2 separate regions of the Homo sapiens genome follow, and region 2 is linked to region 1. Evidence: chromatin contacts called from ENCODE Hi-C or POLR2A ChIA-PET data. All regions are on one chromosome and are shown on one strand. The core of a region is the stretch at or near the end of the contact, and the rest is flanking DNA. Distances in the headings are between cores, read along the strand shown.

Region 1 (2,785 bases), core at 191-2,690:
TGGTCTTTGTTAGGGCTTCCTTCCCCATTCCACTGGCTCACTTATTTAAGTGTTCCCCAAACAGTTGTGGGGGGTGTGCTTGACTCCTTAGTCCATGGCTATAGCCACAGTGGTTCTCCTCGTTCTTTCTGCTCCTCAATGCTGCCTTCAGGAGCAAGCCTTCTGCCATCTGCCAGGCAGTTCTGTTTTGGATAAACTACAAGAGACGCTGCTCAGTGATTCTTGATTCTGTTTACCAGTCGTACTGCAGGCTGGGACCATTGTTGCTGACCCCAGGGCTGCAGGGTAAACGGCCTTCGCAGGCATCCCATAGCTATCCCACATCCGGAGCGCTGCCTGCAGGAGGGACAGGTTCTGTCTCCTCTTGGAGAGCTCACATTCCTTCGTCCAGGAGTCTTTGTCCTTGTGGTTGGGCATCTCCACAAGTCCAAGCACCAGCCCCTCATCCCCTTCCCTACCAGCTTAGCTCCTGCAAAGAGCTAATTAACTCTCTGAAGGCTTGGGTGAGGTCTTCTTTGGCCTTGCACTTGAATCACAATGAAACTGTTTCCTGGGGTAAGAACTTAGGCCAGAGGTTCTTGACTTTGAGTGAGCACAAAAATTACCCTGGGAGCTTGGAGATAAAGTGGATTTCCCTCCTCCTTCTGTTTTAGCAGTTTTGGAATGGGAGCCAGGCGTCTGCATTTAGCTAACACCAGGTGATTCTCTCCTGCAGGTGGTTTAAGGATCACACTAGAAAACAAATACGGGCTAGGTTTTGGAACACAGAGGAACAGAGAGAGAGAGAAAATACACTTTTCAGGGGGGAATTGGCAAACATTAACATCTTAACTGATCATCCTGCCAGAAATATTTGCATAGTATAAATACATATTCATATAATATTATGGATACTATTAGTATAACCATAAATACATGATCTACCTAGCATTTTTACCTGGTATTATAGTGTCATCATTTTCTCTTTTTTTCTTAAAAAGTCATTCAAAAACATGTTTCTTATATTCCCATAAGATTTAGCTGTATAAATATCTTAATATTTATTTACCTAACCCTTGTTATGTGACGTATGGCTTGTTTTCAAGGGTTGATGTAATAAATAATGTTTTGATAAACATACTTCTCCATAAATTATTGTTCTGCATTTGTATTTAAAACTAAAAACCATTATGAAAATTCAGACTAAGTCTGATGTTACTTTGAAGTATTTGGTATTACTTTAAAGTATTTGTTTTTTTCTCCAGCAAAAAAATTCGCAGGGTTTGGTTCTTATTTCATAACCAATTGTTTCTCCCACCTTGAAAACTAGCTTTCTGTTTTAACAAAATAGAAAATAGATGGATGATTCAGCTTAGAAGAAAGAAGTATTTTTAATATAATACTCATGAACCAACACTGTTGTAAGTGGGGCGAGTGCAGCAATTGTTGGAAGCCTCAAAGAACACTGTCTCCCATGCCAGCCAAATAAGCCCTGGTATTTTCAGCCCACGGGTTGATGTAATCTACCCCAGAAACATCAAGCAGGGTATTTCAGGAAGCATCACAGGTGGTTAAAACATATTTTATGGTCAGAAAGTTGATAACAAGTAACTCAAGCAGTCAGTCGGTAGAACCACTGCACCCCCAGCAATCTTAGCTGGGAACTTGTGGATGTAAATAGAAGGACTACAGGCAAGTGAGAAAGTAAATGGCTCTGTGTGTGTCCAAAGAACTGAACTTTTAATTTAACTTGTACATTTTCTTTCTTTTCTTTTTTTTTTGTTTTTTTGTTTTTTGAGATGGAGTCTTGCTGTGTTGCCCAGGCTGGAGTGCAATGGTGTGATCTCGGCTCGTGGCAACCTCCACCTCCCAGGTTCAAGTGATTCTCCTGCCTCAGCCTCCTGAGTAGCTGAGACTACAGGCATGTGCCACCACGCCCAGCTAATTTTTATTTTTAGTAGAGACGGGGTTTCTCCATGTTGGTCAGGCTGGTCTCGAACTTCCAACCTCAGGTGATCTGCCCGCCTCGGCCTCCCAAAGTGCTAGCCACTGTACCTGGCAATTTAACTTGTATTTTTTTTTTTTTAACAAAAGTAAAGCATAGCATTAAACCAGTTCATCTATTTATTCAAGGCAGGGACATTCTGTCTCATGGGCCATTTTCAACATCAGCAAGGCACTGAATAACTACCTTTTTTTTTTTTTTTTTTTGAGACCGAGCCTTGCTCTGTTGCCCAGGCTGGAATACAGTGGCACGATCTCAGCTCACTGCAACCTCTGCCTCCCAGGTTCAAGTGATTCTCCTGCCTCAGCATCCTGAATAGCTGGGATTACAGGTGTGTGCCACCACGCTCGGCTAATTAGTGGGGATGGGGTTTCGCCATGTTGGCCAGGCTGGCCTTGAACTCCTGACCTCAGATGATCTGCCCGCCTCAGCATCCCAAAGTGCTGGGATTCCAGGTGTGAGCCACCGCGCCTGGCCCTGAATAACTATTAACTGTGTTCATTAAGCAAACATTTTTTGAGAATCTTCTATGTTCAAGACTGTTTGGTTTTGGTGATTCAAAGATAAGTAAAATTCAGTGCTTTATCTATCTTGGACCTGCCCACAATCTCCTGGCAGAGAGAAACACATAAACAAAGAGACACCAATAATTCCAGTATAATATGATAATAGAAATATGTGTGCAATGCTATGGGACCTCTTGGAGTAATTCTGAACGTTTGGGGGGAGGGGGAAGGGATAGCATTAGGAGATATACCTAATGTAAGTGACGAGTTAATGGGTGCAGCACACCAACATGGC
Region 2 (2,853 bases), core at 263-2,762, 48 kb after region 1:
GTTATCTCTTCTGCCCCCTTCCTCCTCCCACCCTCCACCCCCAAGTAGACCTCAGTGTTGGTTGTTCCCTTCTTTGTGTTCACAAGTTCTCATCATTTGGCTCCCACTTATAAGGGAGAACATGTACTGCAAACATTTATTAAGAAGCACGATGAACAGAAATGCTCCAAATGAAAGATGTTAAGGGTCACAGTGAGTCTCCCGATCTTCCATCCCCGCCGACTCTGTGATGGCCTGTAGTGCTCCCGCTGTGCTGCGGGTGTGGAAGCCACACATTGGTGAGGCTTCTGGGTGTACTTGGCTCAGTCCTGCCACCCTGCCCCTGCTGCCTCGTTCCATGGCCAGAGGAAGTCTAAGCTTCTCTCCGAGCTGCTGCTTATTTCTGGAAGATGTTTCCATGGTCTTCTGTCTCTGCCTCCAGTCTCTGACTCCACATTGGCTGGATTGGTTTTTGCACTACATCAACCTGGCCTGAAACACGGGCATACACAAGCACATCCACAAAGACACGGAGACACACATAGACATAGGCACACATACAGAGACACACAGACACAGGGACACACGGACACACATGAACACAGACACACAGACACAGAGACACACAGACACAGAGACACATGGACACACATGAACACAGACACACAGACAGAGACAAACAGACACAGGAACACACGGACACAGACACATGGACACACATGAACACAGACACACAGACACAGGAACACACGGACACACAGAGGCACACATACAGACACACATGAAGACAGACACACAGACACATTAAGACAGACACAGATGCAGAGACACACAGACACAGGAACACAAACACAGAAACACACAGACACACATTAAGACAGACACACAGACACAGGAACATACGGACACACAGGGACACACACACACAGATACACATTAAAACAGACATGTAGATGCAGAGACACACAGACACACATTAAGACAGACACACAGACACAGAGACACACACAGACACAGACACAGACACATATTAAGGCAGACACAGGAACACAAACACAGAAACACACAGACGCACATTAAGACAAACACACAGACACAGGCACACACAGACACACAGAGACACACACACAGACACACATTAAGACAGACACACAGACACAGACATCACCCATACCAAGCGTTTGGGTTGAATGGACTTCCCGAACATTTGTGAACAGAGGAATTACATCGCAGAGTGCAGCCTTCTCCTTCCTTTCTCCGTGCCCCTCCTCCCTTTCAGTCTCTCCACCTCCTTTCCTCTGCCTTCTCTCTATTCTTCTCCCTTTCGAATAAAACAGTTCCTCCTTGCTTATGCACAGTAGGTTACTAGTGTTTTAAATCTGAGAGTGTCTTTCTGGGATTTCCCCATGCCTCGAGCAGTTATTAACAGATTTATTTCAAATGCACACAGACTGTCCCAGGAGCAGTCCTGCTGGATAATTCCTTCCCACCCTGTTCTGCCTGTCTGCCCTTGCCTGTCCCAGGCACGCTGTCAGCTCCTCCCCACTTGCGTCTTACTCTAGGGTGTCTCGTACAGAAGGTTCCACGCAGTGGTGCTTAGCCAGGCGTTTCCTAACTGTTGCTTCTGGAAGGACTCCTTCTACACCAACCAAACAGGCCCCACTGGGAGCCCCATTTTTGGAGAAGTGATCCCACATTCTCTCCTGACGATGCATTCTACTGTGTGAAGAGAGAAACTCTGGCACATTAAAATTTTAGAGAGTTTATTTATGGAGACAGTGATTCATCAGTCAGGTAGCTCACACTGGAAGTGGGTCAGGGCTTTCCCTAAGGAGCACGAGGGAGAGGCTTTTATAGGTCGAACATGGAAGCAGAGCAGAGAAAGCATTTGCTGGGTTAGAGTTTGGGCCATTGCCTCATTTGGATTATTCCAGTGGGAAGTTCAAGATAATACAGCCAGTGTCCACTCAGCCAACTGGGATTGGCTGAGCTTGTTTCATTTTCTTTAAAGTTCTGAGTTAGGTTTCTGCTTGATGATGTGGGAACCCAGGGCATTAGAGCCACCTCCGTTGAGTGGCCTCCCATTTAGTTATTTTAACAGATATAACTGCCTAATGCTGAAGAATGAGATCTTAGCCAGGAAATAAATAAAAATGCCAATTTTCAGACACAAAAGCCTTTTACAACAGGATCAGAGTTCCTCATTTTCGGGGTGGGAGTGCACCCGGAGGAAGGATGTGCAGGCAGAAATCAATGTGCGGAGAGTTACAAAATGTTGGAGTTGGTCTTATCCCAGCATGCGTGCCAGTTACTAAGCTCTGAGGCATAACTTCTGCTTTTAGTTTTAACCCAACAGGAAGAAGGACTTAAAAAGGTTATGGGCTCAGTATTCTATACTGACTTGATGATTATATTAATGATGTAGAAGTAAATGGCTGGATGGGCCAGAAAAAGAAATGAAAAAAGAGAGACAACCAGAAAGTGGTAACTGACCTTAGAGAGCCAGCCTGTGGTTGGCGGTCAGGGGCGGGTACTCAGCCCAGCTTGAAGGTGTTACCTGTTTTACTCCTGTGCGTGTCCCATCAGCAGACGTGCTCATAGATGTATTCAGTGGCCTGGAGGGAGAGCTTAGGGCAGTCACACTCTTAGTTGATGCCCATGCCGTGAGCTCTAGGTTTTACCAGCCCTGTTGGCTGCCTCACAAACTCACAGTGAAACCTTTGGAAGGAGAAGGAGTTGAAGCATTCGGCTGAGAACCCACGATCTGCAGGGCTGGGGGAACACAGGCCATATTCTAATTTAGACTGAATCATAGACAATTGTTCTAATGAATCGTAAATTAGAGTGAGTAATTATGCTTCAAGTTGTCAACAC

What was found. A loop is a pair of places that touch in the nucleus more often than their neighbours do. ChIA-PET counts read pairs that join two places held with the same protein, here RNA polymerase II (POLR2A). Pooled maps may share reads with other maps.
Region 2: a loop to region 1 is called in a map of gastrocnemius medialis, with 8 times the contacts of the local background. The contact joins two enhancer-like sites. A Hi-C loop is called at or near these places in 11 of 168 maps with a recorded cell type or tissue (Calu3, K562, MCF 10A and 7 more), 6 of 37 single-sample maps with no recorded cell type and 18 of 50 pooled maps. POLR2A ChIA-PET finds 5 or more read pairs at or near these places in 3 of 52 experiments (GM10248, HEK293 and WTC11).

What each region holds. Positions count from the first base shown.
Region 1 is chr15:91,214,716-91,217,500 of GRCh38, forward strand. All of the region lies in intron 1 of SV2B (synaptic vesicle glycoprotein 2B), which reads left to right. Among named protein-coding and RNA genes, the nearest start is that of SV2B, 120 kb to the left of the region's middle. Within about 2 kb of position 1,441, at least 2 of the 41 ENCODE cell types and tissues checked have a DNase peak (open chromatin) inside an H3K27ac peak, as active enhancers do; they include gastrocnemius medialis, where a contact is called at or near this core.
Region 2 is chr15:91,262,584-91,265,436 of GRCh38, forward strand. The region is part of intron 6 of SV2B (synaptic vesicle glycoprotein 2B); the gene reads left to right. Among named protein-coding and RNA genes, the nearest start is that of SV2B, 160 kb to the left of the region's middle. Within about 2 kb of position 1,513, at least 14 of the 41 ENCODE cell types and tissues checked have a DNase peak (open chromatin) inside an H3K27ac peak, as active enhancers do; they include gastrocnemius medialis, where a contact is called at or near this core.